2 separate regions of the Mus musculus genome follow, and region 2 is linked to region 1. The links are chromatin loops, found by intact Hi-C in ENCODE. Cell type or tissue: gastrocnemius. All regions are shown on one strand.

Region 1 (8,000 bases):
TCCTCATACATTTTATTAATCTTTGATAACTTACTCCTTCATATGGACTGTGTAAACCTCTTAAAGGGGCTATCCTAAGTTCTAAGTTTTCTGTGAAATCACAGTTACATAAGATCCTATTTATACCATTCATCCTATTCCAATTTACTTGCAATTTAATTTTGGCTTTGAATCATTAACATCTGATAATTAATACATTTTGTTGTACTTCCAAACACTCCTATTGTTTCTTCTAGAGTAGCATTGCACTAGAGCAAGAGATATAGTAGCAGTTATGTAGTTCCACTAGACCATTTAACTGTATCTCTGTTTTTGCTTTTTTTTTTTTTTTTTTTTTTTTTTTTAAGAAACTAAAGGCTTATTTTCTTTTTTGATATCTTTAATGATGATACCTTGATGCACACCGGGATTTTGAAGAATCAACTCAATTTTTTCCAACAACAAATCTTTTGTTTCTAGGAAAAAAGACAAATAAATTCAATCGGTTATTTTTATATCATTGAGTTTTGGTAGGATAAACTATGATATTTATCTTTTGCCAAGTCTAGAGCAGGACTGCCTGCAGTAGTATGCTGTAGATTTGTATAACTTCATTGAGGTGTTTCTTCCTGCTTATTATTTTCTGGCTGACAAGAGGCAATGGTCTGTACATTTTACTTCCTGTACTCCATCTAGGTCCCCATTTCATTTTCTGATGGCGAAAGTAGCCCAGGTATACCTCTATTGTTTCTATACTCATTGATCCCACAGTAACCATTCCCTAATCAAATGAACACACCTTCAAGGTCACTCTGAAAAAGAGGGATTCTTCTGATTTATACCTAGGACAATCATTGCCCCCAAAGTATAATTTTACACAATCATGTTCTAATGTCGATATTAGCCATAATAAATCAACAGATATTTTAACAACAGAGACTTAGAGTGTTAAAGTGGTTTCAACTTGATAAATATGAAGTCACTATAATTTGTTTGAAATGGTATTATTAGAAACTCCACTGAAGAAGCAGAGAATATAGGAAGAAGAAAAAAATGGATAAATGCATTGAGAAATATTCATTCCTAGTTGTTTAGATGATGGCCATACTGCATATTGCAAGGGCACTTGTCAGAAAGAACTATGGCAAGAATGTGCATAAGTCTGAGGATTTTATTTTATTGGCATACATGTATCAAATAAACATAATTTTCTTTAAGATATTTTCATGGAAACATATAACAATATTCATTCCACACTTCACAAATCTTTTCCCCTGTCTTTGGTTTCGATATAACTCCTAGACCATCTTGTTACTACATTAATATCACACATATAGTACAATTTACTCATATACATGTAAACTTTCCAATCTATGAAGTCGAAAATCATGATATCTCTATGTCTGCCTTTCAGTTATAATATGAATTTACTTTTATATTCTTCTCATGCCCGAAAATAACAATTCTAATATTTATAGCTCTAATAAACACCACCATTCATGCATACTATAGTCACATGTAGACTTCTACACCTTTCATTTGAAATTTTAATTGTGGCCTTGGATCATGAACGGCTGAAAATTAACACATTTTCTGTACTTCCAAACACTCCATTTCTTTCTCCTGTACAGATGGGCCATAAAGCTAGGGATACAGTAGCAGCTAGGCAATCCTCCTAACTGCATTAAATTTTATATCTATATATTCACAGACCATGGGCTTAATTTCTCTTTTGAAACTAATTGATCATACCTGGATTCACACTTGAAATTTGAAGAATCTGCTGAATTTTATCCAAGAGCAACATTTCTTTTCCTGTGGGAAAGGGAGCATAAATTAGATTACTAATTTTATATCACTGAGTTTTTTTGTGGGATAGAGTAATTGTTTATCTCTTACTCTCTAGATGAGCACTGCCCAGAGTAGCATGCATTGCTTCAGTGAAGTAATTCAACCTGCTTACTCTTTTCTGGCTGATAAGAAGCAAATGGCCTGTAGTTTTTGCTGTGTTGCCTTCAGTTAAGTCTCCTTTTCATTTTATGATGGCACGTAAAGACTTTGAGTATCTCTCTTGGACCTACATCCATTGTTCCAATGAAAACATTTACCTCATAAAATGAACACACTTGAAAGAGTAGGATTTTTTTTTAATCCTAGGATAAACATTGTCCTTACAGATACCTTGTTTGCAATTGTGTTGCAAATGAACAAATTTCCCACAATAAAAGCATTAGGCACTTTGAGACCAGAGACCTAATGCACCTTGTTCACAACATCTCTGCATATGAACATGCCTCCTGCAAGTGGACATCTAGGCATTTAGACATCGGTGATCTTTAGTTATAATATGTCCTAGGATATTAGCATGATATATTTTAGAACCAATATTAGTTGTATCCTCTCCAATCTTCCTTAAGTGGTGCCTGGGACTTTAATTATCTAATAACTTGTTGTTCATAAGATAATTACAATTTCAAACATGCTGTTCATTAAAAAAAAAAAAAAAAACTTTCTTATGTAGGGCGTGGTGGCACATGCCTTTAATCCCAGCACTTGCAGAGGCAGGTGGATTTCTGAGTTCGAGGCCAGCCTGGTCTACAGAGTAAGTTCCAAAACAGCCAGGGCTACACAGAGAAAACCTGACTCGAAAAAACAAAACAAAACAAAACAAACAAACAAAAAACCTTTCTTGCATCTGGTTCTCATATGATTTTGTTCACCATTGAGATCATTACTATTTTGAAATCAGGGAAGGATTCTCCAAAGTTTGTATAATACTTGTAAATGAGATAGAACTTTTTCTAGCACTTGAAATTTTACCCTAAGTTCTTAAGCTGAAAAGCAATATTGCTCTTTCTTTTTTAACAAGATGAAATTGAATTTGCCTTTTGATGCCAGAGCTCTGCCTTTCACCTAGAAACTTCTCTCTGAGTATCTTCAATCCACTTGCTCTGGTTCATGGTTCAATATTTCCAGATTCACCTGTTTTTATGTTAACCATTGAAAATGTAAACTGTCCTCTAGTACTGCTGTTGCCAACCCTTTATAGACTATCTTTGTTTTCATTACCAGTAATTAATAATTTATTTCAATTAAGTCTTTTTAATTTTTTTTTGTTTGGTTTGGTTTGGTTCTTTGATTTTTTTTTTGGTTGTTTTTGTTGTTGTTGTTGTTGTTGTTTTGTGTTTTTGTTTGTTTGTTTGTTTGGTTGGTTCTTTTTTTTTTTTTTTGGTTTTTCGAGACAGGGTTTCTCTGTATAGCCCTCGCTGTCTTGGAACTCACTTTGTAGACCAGGCTGGCCTCGAACTCAGAAATCTGCCTGCCTCTGCCACTTGAGTGCTGTGATTAAAGGAGTGTGCCACCATCGCATCCCTTATAAAACCATGGCTTATTTGTAAATACCTTAGATGTAGACTTTTTATACAGTGCCATCCTATTCCATAATAATTTTGTTCCAAATCATCAGCAGGCATATCATATACAACTACTATCAAAGCTGATGGTGATCATGGAGCCATAGGATAACCATCCTCTAACTCTGTTAGCATGATTGGTGTGAGTTTACATATATTTTATTATCAAACAGTCTGTTTCATCACATTTTACCTTCCTTTTCAGTATTTCTCTGAGCCACCAACCTCCAGCATAGTTCCTTTACCTTTTTTCTCCTGTGGGAAACTCCCGTAAGCTACCTCACATAGAGCCTGAGCATGTGTGAGGTCTCTTTTCTTGGCCTCCTCACTTCCAAAACCTTAAATAATATCTTCCCACCCATAAGTAATTATGCCATCCATTCAGAAAAGAGGGAATACAGTGACCCAATTTGTTTTCAGATCTCACCCTACTTTGCTTCTCATATCCCTCTATATACACCTGCAGTTTTTCAAACTGCTCAGCAATTATTCCAACCCATGTTTGGAAACAGAATATATGAGGAGGAAAAGAGATAAACAGAAAAATCCCCCCTCTCAGAGAAAACATAAGTGCTTTCTGCCATTTTGTAAAAAATATATTCTTATCTTTCCTTTATAAATTTATATTTATTTTTATTAGATATTTTCTTTATTTACATTTTAAATGTTATTCCCTTCCCTCGTTCGCCCTCTGAAAATCCCCTGTCCCATTCCCCATCCCCCTGCTCACCAACCCACCCACTTCCACTTCTCTGTCTTGGCATTCACCTACATTGGGGTATTGAGTCTTCACAGGACCAAGGTGTTCTCCTTCCATTGATGTCTGACAAGGCCATCCTCAGCTACATATGTAGCTGGAGTCATGGGTCCCTCCATGTGGACTATTTTGTTGGTAGTTTAGTACCTTTGAGCTCTGGGGGTACTGGTTGGCTGATATTGTTCTTCCTATGGGGCTGCAAGCCCCTTCAGCTCTTTGGGTCCTTTCTCTAGCTTCTCCATTGAGGACCCTGTGCTCAGTCCAATAGTTGGTAGAGATCATCCACCTCTGTATTTCCAAGGCACTGGCAGAGTCTCTCAGGAGACAGCTATATTGTGCTCCTGTCAGCAATCACTTGTTGGCATCCACAGTAGTGTATGCTGACAGGAGCATGGAAAAGTTCCAGGAAAGATCTTTTTGCTAAATGTTTTTCATTGATTTTATACAGTATAATGGGAATGAGAGTCATGAGATTTCTAAGTCATGTATGATTCTTGATCATTTTAATTTATTAATTATTATGAGGTGTCACATCATTCTTTACAAAGTAATGTTTTTTTTTCTATAGGAAAGAAATAAAAAACACTTCAGTTCTTCATTCATCTCTCATATCAATTTGGTAATATTTTATGGCAATTTCCATACTTTGGAGATGGTTGATATCTATCATTTTTATGGCTGTTTATTAAATCCTTATGTTAAAACAAAATTCACTTAGTTTCAAGAGCTTTGTCAGTTGCAATTATATTTTTCAAAGTGACTGCCTAAAGCAGGTTGCTCTACAGTTCCCAGTAGAAGAAATACACTATGGGTAAAAACAGAATTGTTTTAAATCCAGTCTGATAGCAACTTGACAGCTGTTTATCAAAACAATGATAGTCTACATTGAAAATCCTGTAAGTATGGAATCTCTTCCAGGTATAACCTATCCTGGTTTCTGATTTTCATATAATGTAGGCTGTGGGTGCTGTATCTTTACTTTTGAGACCTTAAAATCTAGTTTTGGCATATCTAATAACAGCAGAAATGCCTAGGTGTTTTATGTGGATTTAGGTCTTCATTGGCCTTAGGAGCTCTCTTCAGTGTCTTCAGTTTTTCCATGTTATTCAACATTTGTTCTAATTTCTTTTTGACTCCAACTGTGAATTTTTGTTTGTTTTTAGTTCAGTGTGGCAGATTAAAAATTAAACAAACAAAGAAAGTAACAGTCAAACAAAACACCCAACTTTTGTTTTAATGGTCGCTTTTTCAATTATAAAATCCTTATGAGTTGGCCTTATGTCAGAAGCCATCTACAACAGCCATAGTAAGCAAGTCTCTCTTCTTGATGTTGCCCTCCATTTTTCATGACTGTGATGGGTGTGCTCTAAGATATAGTATTCCTTGAGACTTCATCCCAGGATTTCTACTTGCTGCCAATATTATACCTTTCCTGCCTTGATTACATAACCTGATGATTCCTGGGCATCAGGCTTCCCTATTGGTAAAATTTCCTGCAGAGTCAGTTTGAAGATGTACTTTGATGCAGCAATGCTGTATACACAAATTCTATTCCATAATTCCAGTTAATAATTTTACAGAACTCCCACAATGATACAAGTAACTTTCAAGCCTCAAAGAAGAAAAAAACAAAAACAAAAAACAAAAAACTCCACATAGAGGTCTGTCAACCTCACCCTTTCTCATGCTAATTGAAAAAAGAAAAAAAAAAGTCAGGCATGGAACAAATTAAGGCCAAATGAGGCCACCATCTTGTCACTAAAGGTCCTAGGCGATGAATGGGCAATTTATTGTAGGCACAGAGATAGACAATGAATCATGGACAAGTTTATCTATACAAGGCTTCAAACTAATGACACAAGGTAGGTGATTTGTGTCTTGACAAAAGCATGCTAACTTATGACATAAAAGTATTGTTTTAATCTTATAATGAACCTATGGGGATAGAAAAAAAAGTTAATTTTTAGTTAGGTAGTAGTATTAGTGGAAAGATATATAAACAATTCGGCTGTAACTCTTTAAGCCTTATAGTCATATGACATGAACTATTACTTTAAAATACTATGAGATCACATAGTATCAAAACAATTTTAAAACTATGTGATCAGTTATCATAATTATATACAAAAATAAAAATCAACAACAGATTTTTATGTAGCCTTATCTGCATCATCCACACATAGTATTCAAGACATGATGTGTGCCTTCCGTTCTTTCTTATTTTCTATATTTCTTTGTTTCTTTTTATTCTTTCCCTTATTTTATTTATTTATTTATTTATTTATTTATTTATTACTTCTTTTTCTATTTTATTGGCTTTTGAACTGTTAATGAAATCTGAGCATGTATCCTGTGCAGTTATGTTCCCCTAGTCAAAGGGAAAATTGCCAAGTTTCTTTTCCACTGTTGCTATGAATAGAAGGTAATGGTTAGAAGGAAGAAACTTAAGGTCCCTGAATAGCAAGTGAAAGTTAAGTTACCAGAAGTCTTAAGCTTTGAACCTATTCACCATTGTCATAATGCTTCTTTGCCTGTCTCAGTTTACTCTGCTATCTCAAACATTGTCTTTCACTGCCCTACACAGTGAAATATCTTTTACAGTGGGTGGACAGGATCTTGGAAGGTTCACTACTGTCCATTTCAAGAAAAGTCAATTGGTTCTGGAGGACTAAAAATACTTATTGAGAAACATGAGAGAGGATGTGTACTGAATGTAAATATGTCAAGCTTTGCATCAATTATTTAATCATAAAAATCAGTGTTGGGTTTTCTAATTAAGTGCACAAACATGAGAGATGACACATCTATCCATCTACAATCCAATCAATATTCTCTAGGTTTTCTTCTCAAAATTTTTGGTGATGTTATTTCAGAGATCCTTCTGATATTGTTACCATGCCTGCCCTCAGTCTGTGGCATATTGTGCAACTCAATTCCATAGAGGCCTGAAAAGGAACAGTGTGGTTTTAGTTTTCTGAGCTTACTGCACTGGTCCTAATATTTCATGAGTTTCACCATAGCTTCTTTTCTTCATCAGGTATTTATGGTTGTTGAAAGATGATAAATGAAAATCTTCATGTGTGGTGTCACTATTTACCTGAAAGAAACATATACCACATGTGTTGTGAGGGAATTACTGACCTTCATAATGAAAAGCCCAGTAATTTCCCTATGGAGTTATATCAACTATGGTTTCCATGAACTCTTTTTTCAGTCTTTAAAACATCCTTTAATCTCTCTAGTATATAGTATTTAACATTTTTGCGAAAATGTCCCTAGTGTTCCAGCTGTCACATTTCTATAGGTGTGAACCTAGGAGACAATTTCTCTACATTGTCCTCTATATATTCCATCCTGACTGCATTAGCTTTTGAAGAACTCAACCTAAACATCAATTAAAGCTGTTCAAATATATCAAAGCCTATTTTCCTCTTACAGTACACATTCCACCACGGGGCATAGCAAAAACTAGTAAAGTTACAAGCAAGAATCAAATTACTTTAATATTTGAGATTCTGTAAACGACTTATAACCAGCATTGAAACCTGGACACCAAATGCCTCTTCTATAACAAAAATACTCAGTGATTGTTATTGTCTGCCAATCCTTGTTATTTATTGGATGTGTGGCTGGAGATAGTCAAGAGTTCCTGGTTTCTCCTATGAGTCTGTCAATCCAGACTGATATCCTGGTACTGCCTCAGATCATGTAGAATGCATTGTCATATTAATGTTTCTTCAATTCTGTGGTATTGACATTGTCCCATGTGTTCCCATGTCTTATAGTAAGAAAGGTTTTGGGAATCTCACTTTAATTTAAAGTTGTCCCAATTTTCAACATTTTAGATATAG
Region 2 (8,000 bases), 730 kb before region 1:
CTTTTGTTTCTATACTCATTGATCCCACAGTAAACCTTCCTTAGTCAAATGAACAGACCTTCAGGATCACTCTGAAAAAAGAGGGTTTCTTCTGATTTATACCTAAGACAATCATTGCCCCTAGAGTAAAATTTTACACAATTGTGTTCTAATGTCGATATTTGCCATAATCAATCAACAGATATTTTAACAACAGAGACTTAGAGCGGCTTGTTCACAATATCTTTATATATGACCCTGTTTCTTGTGGCTGAATAACTAGGCATTTATACATTGGTGATCTCTAGATTTAGTATGACCTAGCAAATTAGTATGCTGCACATCAGAATAAATATCAGTTTCCTCCCTCTCCATGACTCCATATTTGACACCTATGACTTTAGTGGTCTAAGAACTTCTTTTTCATAATATATTCACATTTTTCCAACACCAACATCTCTATACTAACCTGCCTTATTTCTGGTTTTATATGATTAGGTTTGCCACTGAAACCAATATAAGATTATAATCAGTGAAGGCATCTAAAGAGTTTGAACCAAAGAGTGTATTTTTTATTGCTCATACGATTATGGGTAATATTTTTCTGAATTGAGCCTGGGTGATTAAATTTAGATAGCTATAATGTTGAATAGTTCTATGCATCTTCATTTTTGACACATACATTTCACCTTTCAGCTTCCTCATAAAATTGGATTGCAATCACAAGTGTCAAAGTGGTTTCAACTTGATAAATACAAAGTCACTATAATTTCTTTGAAATGGTTTTGTTAGAAACTCCACTGAAGAAGCAGAGAATATTGCAAGAAGAAAAAAATGGTTAAATACATTGAGACATATCCACTCCCAGTTGCTTAGATGATGGCCATACTGCATATTGCAAGGGCACTTGTCAGAAAGAACTACGGCAAGAATGTACATGAGTCTGAGGATTTTATTTTATTGGCATACATGTATCACATAAACAGATAATTTTCTTTAAGATATTTTCATGCAAACATATAAAAATAATTTGATATTCATTCTGCACTTCCCCACTTCTTTTTTTCCTGTCGTTGGCTTCGGTATAACTCCTAGACCATCTTGTTACTCCATTAGTATCACACATATATTACAATTTACTCATATACATGTAAACTTTCCAATTTACAAAGTTGAAAATCATGATATCTGTATGTCTGCATTTCAGTTATAATATGAATTTACTTTTATTTTTTTCTCATGCCACAAAATATCAATTATACTATTTATAGCTGTATTAAACACCACCATGCATGCATACCATAGTCACATGTAGACTTCTACACTTTTCATTTGAAATTTTAATTGTGGTTGTGGATCATGAACAGCTGAAAATTAACATTTTCTATATTTCCAAACACTTCAGCTCTTTCTCCTGTACAGAAATGCCCTAAAGCTAGGGATACAGTAGCAGCTAGGCACTCCTACTAACAGCATTAAATTTTATATCAATATATTCACAGATCATGGGTTTAATTTCTCTTTTGAAATTAATTGATCATACCTGGATTCACACTTGAACTTTGAAGAATCTGCTGAATTCTGTCCAAGAGCAACTTTTCTCTTCCTGTAGGCAAAGGAGCATAAATTAGATTAGTAATTTTATATCACTGAGTTTTTGTGGGATAGATTAATTGTTTATCTCTTATCATCTAGATGAGCACTGCCCACAGAAGCATGCATTAGACTTGCATTGCTTCAGTGAAATAATTCAGCCTGCTTATTTTTTTTTGGCTGACAAGAAGCAAATGGCCTGTAGTTTTTGCTGTGTTGCCTTCAGCTAAGTCCCCTTTTCATTTTATGATGGCACGTAAAGCCTTTGATGATCTCTCTTGGACCTACATCCATTGTTCCAATGATAACATTTACCTCATAAAATGAACACACATGGAAGAGTAGGCTTTTTTTTTTATGCCTAGGATAAACATTGTCCTTAGAGATGCCTTGTTTGCAATTGATTTGCAAATGAGCAAATTTCCCACAATAAAAACATCAGGCACTTTGAGACCAGAGACCTATTGTACCTTATTCACAACATCTGTTCATTTGAGCATGCTTCCTGCCAGTGGACAACTAGGCATTTAGACATCAGTGATCTTAATTATAATATGTCCTAGTATATTATCATGACATATTTTAGAACCGATATTAGTTGTATCCCTCTCCAATCATTCTTAAGTGGTGCCTGGGACTTTAATGATCTAATGACTTGTTGTTCATAAGATATTCACAATTTCAAACAAGTTGTTTATAAAAAAAAAAACCTTTCTTGCATCTGGTTCTCATATGATTTTGTTCACCATTGAGATCATTACTATTTTGAAATCAGGGAAGGAGTCTCCAAAGTTTGTACAATACTTGTAAATGATGTAGAACTATTTCTAGCATTTGAAATTTTACCCTAAGTTCTTAAGCTGAAAAACTACATTGCTCTTTCCTTTTTAACATGATGAAATTGAGTTTGACTTTTGATGCCAGAGCTCTGCCTTTCACCTTGAAACTTCTGAGTATTTTCAATCCACTTGCTTTGGTTCATGGTTCAATATTCCCAGATTCATCCATTTGTATGTTAACCATTACAATTGTAAACTTTCCTCTTGTACTGATGTTGCCAACCATTTACAGACTATCTTTGTTTTGATGAACAGGAATTAATAATTTATTTCAATTAAGTCAAGTCCGTTACTTATAAAACCATGGCTTATTTGTAAATACCTTAGATGTAGTCTTTCTATACAGTGCCATCTTAAGTGTTCCAAATCATCAGCAGGCATATACAACTACTATCAAAGTTGATGGTGGTCATGGAGCCGCAGGATAACCATCCTCTAACACTGTTAGCATGATTGGTGTGAGTTTAAATATTTTTTTTTATTTTCATCAGTCTGTTTCATCATATTTTACCTTCCTTTTCAATATTTCTCTGAGCCACCAGCCTCCAGCACAGTTCCTTTACCTATTTTTCTCCTGTAAGCTACCTCGCATAGAGCCTGATCATTTGTGATGTCTCTTTTCTTGTGCTCCTCCCTTCCTAAGTGATTCCAAAACCTGGGACAATACCTTCACACCCACAAGTAATTATGCCATCCATTCAGAAAAGAGGGAATAGAGTGACCCAATTTGTTTTCAGATCTCAGCCTGCTTTGCTTCTCAGATCCCTCTATATACACCTGCAGTTTTTCAAACTGCTCAGCAATTATTCTAAACTATGTTTGAAAACAGAATATATGAGGAGGAAGAGATAACCAGAAAATTTCCCTCTCAGAGAAATGCAGAAAGTATCCAGCCATAGCAGACACAATATGTGCTTTCTGTCATATTGTAAAAAATATATTCCTATCTTTCCTTTTTAAATTTATTTTTATTTTTATTAGATATTTTCTTTATTTACATTTCAAATGTTATCCCCTTCCTTCCTCTGAAAATCCCCTATCCCATTCCCAATTCCCCTGCTCACCAACCCACCAACTCCCAATTCCCTGTCCTGGCATTCCCCTACATTGGGGCATTGAGTCTTCACAGGACCAAGGGCCTCTTCTTCCATTGATGCCTTGCAAGGTCATCCACTGCTACATATGTGGCTGAATCCATGGGTCCCTCCATGTGTACTCTTTTGTTGGTAGTTTAGTCCCTGTGAGCTTTGGGGGGTACTGGTTGGTTGATATTGTTGTTTTTCCTATGGGGCTGCAAACCCCTTCAGCTCTTTGGGTCCTTTCTCTAGCTTCTCCATTGGGGACCCTGTGCTCTGTCCAATAGTTGGTTGAGATCATCCACCTCTGTATTTATAAGGCACTGGCAGAGCCTCTCATTAGACAGCTATATCAGGTTCCTGTCAGCAAGCACTTGTTGGCACCCACAGTAGTGTATGGTTTTGGTAACTGTATTTCTATCTTTCACTGTGATTTTTCCAATGGTATTTGACCTCAAATGTCAAGTTCTGTATAGTCTCATATTTTTGTGTATTAGTTAATTTGTGGGATCTTCTTTCTCCAAATTCTCTCACTTTCAATATTTTAATTGTAGCTGATCTTTTTTCTTTTGTGCATTATTCTTTCTTTCAACTTCCTCCATCTCTCTTCAAGCCATTCATCCCCCTAATACCAGATAAACTAAAAAAGTAAAAAATGGTGAGAACAAAGAAAGAGAAATTCAAATCTAATTTCTTTTTCTTGTTGTTATTGTTGTTGTTTCTTCTTTAAACATGAATACTAACAAACTGCATCCAAACCTTGAACAACCAAAACAGAGAACTAAAATCGATACTATGTGCACTAGAAATTATTATGCCCTCTTAATATTCTCCATAACTGTAATTGTCACACATTTGCAGCTGACAAAATTACTCCAGCTAGAGCACAAAATAAATTATAGTCATCTGCTCTGGATAACGTGAAGAATCTCAATATCCCCACACCAGGAATTAACGCAAAATCATATATTTCTCATATTTCTATATTTCATGAAGATAACATAATTCCAAAATACTAACTACATTGGATTCAGCTTATGGACAAGTTCCAGGAAAGATCTTTTTACCAAATATTTTTCATTGATTTTAAAAAAGAATAATGGGAATGAGAGTCATGAGATTTCTAAGTCATGTGTGATTCCTGATCATTTTAATTTATTAAATGTTATGAAGTCTTACATCATTCATTACAAAGTAACTTTTTCCTATAGTAAAGAAATAAATAGCACTTCAGTACTTCATTCATCTCTCATATCAATTTCGTAATATTTCATGGCAATTTCCAAACTTCGGAGATGGTTGATATCTATCATTTTATGGCTATTTATTAAATCCCTATGTTAAAACAAAGTTCACTTATTTTCAAAAGCTTAGTCAGTTGCAATTATATTCTTCAAAGTGACTGCCAAAAACAGGTTGCCCTACAGTTCCCAGTAGGAGAAATACTTATGGGTAAAAACACAATTGTTTTAAAACCAGTCTGATAGCAACTCCACAGCTATTTGGCAAAACAACGGTAGTCTACATTGAAAGATCTGGAAGTATGGAAGCCATAACACTGGGAAGTACCTTCCAGGTATATCTTATTCTGGATTCTGATTTTCATATAATGTAAGCTATGAGTACTGTATCTTTACTTTTGAGACCTTATAATCTAGTTTTGGCATATCTAATAACAGCAGATATAGCCTAGGTGTTTTATGTGGATTTAGGTCTTCATTGGCCTTAGGTGTTCTCTTCAGTGTATTCAGTTTTTCCATGTTATTCAACATTTGTTCTAATTTCTTTTTGGCTCCAACCTATGACTTTTTGTTTATTTTTAGTTCGATATGGTAGCTTGAAAAATTAAACAAAAAAGAAAGAAACAGTCAAACAAAACACCCAACTTTTGTTTTAATAGTTGCTTTTTCAAATATAAAAGCCTTATGAGTTAGCCTTATGTCATAAGCCATCTACAACAGCCATGGTAAGCAAGTTTGTCTTCGGGATGTGGCCCTCCATGTTTTATTACTGTGAAGGGTGTGCTCTAAGATGCAGTATTCCTTGAGACTTCATCCCAGGATTTCTACTTGCTGCAGATATTATACCTTTCTTGCCTTGATTACATACCCTGATGATTCCCGGGCATCAGGCTTCTCTATTGGGCAAATTTCCTGCAGAGTCAGTTTGAAGATGTACTTTGATGCAGCAATGCTGTATACACAAATTTGATTCCATATTTCCAGATAATGATTTTACAGAACTCCCACATTGATATAAGTAACTTTCAAGCCTCCCATAGAAAAAAGAAAAAAACAACAACAACAAAACAAAACAAAACAAAAAGACAAACAAAACAAAAAACAAAAAACAAAAAACAAAAAACAAAAAATCCTCCACATAGAGGTCTGTCAAACTCAGCCTTTCTCAAGCTAATTGCAAAAAGAAAAAAGACAGGTACGGAACAAATTAGGATCATTGGTAACATCCAATCTAGATTCCAAATGAGGCCACTATCTTGTCACTAAAGGTCCTAAACAATGAATGGGCAATTTAATGTAGGCACAGGGATAGACAATGAATCATGGACAAGTTTATCTATACAGGGCTTCACACTAATGACACAAGGCAGATGATTTGTGTCTTGACAAAAGCATGCTAACTTATGACATAAAAGTATTGTTTTAATCTTATAATGAACCTATGGGGATATAAAAAAGTTAATGTTTAGTTAGGTAGTAGTATTAGTGGAAACATATAAACAATTCTGCTGTAACTCTTTCAGACTTATAGCCATACGACGTGAACTATTACTTTAAACATACTATGAGGTCACATAATATACAAACAATTTTAAAACTATGTGATCAGTTATCATAATTATATACAAAAATAAGGAGCAACAACAAATTTTTATGTAGCCTCATCTGCATTATCCACACATAGTATTCAAGACACCGTGTGCACCTTTTTTTCTTTTCTATTTTCTATATTTCTTTGTTTCTTGTTTCTTTATCTTCCTTCCCTAATTTATTCCTTCCTTCCTTACTTTCTTTTCTTTTCTTTCATCCTTCTATTTCTATTTCATTGGCTTTTGAATCGTTAATGAAATCTGAGCATCTATCCTGTGCAGTGATGTTCCCCTAGTCAAAGGGAAAAAATGCCAAGTTTCTTTTCCACTGCTGCTATGAATAGAAGGTAATTGTTAGAAGAAAGAAACTTGAGGTCCCTGAATAACAAGTGAAAGTTAAATTACCAGAAGTCTTACGCTTTGAACCCATTCACCATTGCCATAATGCTTCTTTGCCTGTCTCAGTTTACTCTGCCATGTCAAACATTGTCTTTCACTGCCTTACACAGTGAAATATCTTTTACATTGGGTGGACAGGATCTTGGAAGGCTCACTACTGTTTACTTCAAGAAAAGTCAATTGGTTATGGAGGACTAAAAGCACTAATTGAGAAACATGAGTGAGGATGTGCACTGAATGTAAATATATCAAGCTTTGCATCAATTATTTAATCATAAAAATCAGTGTTGGTTTTTCTAATTAAGTGCATAAACATGAGAGGTGACACATCTATCCATCTACAATCCAATCAATATTCTCTAAGTTTTCTTCTCAAAAATTTTGGTGATGTTATTTCAGAGATTCTGATAATATTGCTATCATGCCTGCCCCCAGTCTGTGCCATAGTGTGCAATTCAAACACAAAGGCCTGAAAAGGAACAGTGTGGTTTTAGCCTGCTGAGCTTACTGCACTGGTCCTAACATTTCATGAGTTTCACCATAGCTTCTTTTCTTTATCAGATATTTATGGTTATTGAATGTTGATAAATGAAAATCTCCATGTGTGGTGTCACTATTTACCTGAAAGAAACATATACCACATATGTTGGGAGGGAATTACTGACCTTCATCATGAAAAGCCCAGTAATTTCCCTATGCAGTTTTATCAACTATGGTTTCCATAAACTCTTTTTCAGTCTTTAAAACTTCCTTTAATCTCTCTGGTATATAGTATTTAACATTTGTGCAAAAATGTCCCTAGTGATCCAGCTGTCACATTTTTATATGTGTGAACCTAGGAGACTCTTTCTCTACATTGTCCTCTATACATCCCATCCTGACTGCATTAGGTTTTGAATAACTCAACCTAAACATCAATTCAAGCTGTTCAAATCTGTCAAAGCCTATTTTCCTCTTACAGTGAACATTCCACCACGGGGCATAGCAAAAACTAATAAAGTTGCAAGCAAGAGTCAAATTACTTTAATATTTGAGATTCTGTAAACTACGTATAACCAGCATTGTAACCTGGGCACCAAATGCCTCCTCTATAACAAAATTAGTTGGTGATTGGAATTGTCTTCCAATCCTTGATATTTATTGGACTTGTGGCTAGAGATAGTCAAGAGTTCTGGTGTCTCCTATGAGTCAGTCCATCCAGACTGATATCCTGGTACTGTCTCAGGTCATGTAGAATGCATTGTCATATTAGTCATATTAATGTTTCTCCAATTCTGTGGTATT

Evidence for each region. Peaks named below come from ENCODE experiments on the same cell type or tissue, not always from the same donor. Only the 100,000 strongest peaks of a DNase experiment are listed, where the experiment ranks them.
Region 2: a loop joins it to region 1, with 29 times the contacts of the local background. A loop is called at or near these places in 22 of 42 quality-filtered maps.

Annotation. Positions count from the first base shown.
Region 1 is chr4:113,628,661-113,636,660 of GRCm38, forward strand. It overlaps Skint5 (selection and upkeep of intraepithelial T cells 5), which reads right to left. Exons shown (of 59, transcript NM_001167876.1): 35 at 1,732-1,794; 36 at 393-455. Among named protein-coding and RNA genes, the nearest start is that of Skint6, 350 kb to the left of the region's middle. In gastrocnemius, no CTCF peak of the experiment used is centred here; no DNase peak of the experiment used is centred here.
Region 2 is chr4:112,898,426-112,906,425 of GRCm38, forward strand. Skint6 (selection and upkeep of intraepithelial T cells 6) reads right to left here. Exons shown (of 49, transcript NM_001103199.1): 28 at 1,523-1,585. Among named protein-coding and RNA genes, the nearest start is that of Skint10, 130 kb to the left of the region's middle. In gastrocnemius, no CTCF peak of the experiment used is centred here; no DNase peak of the experiment used is centred here.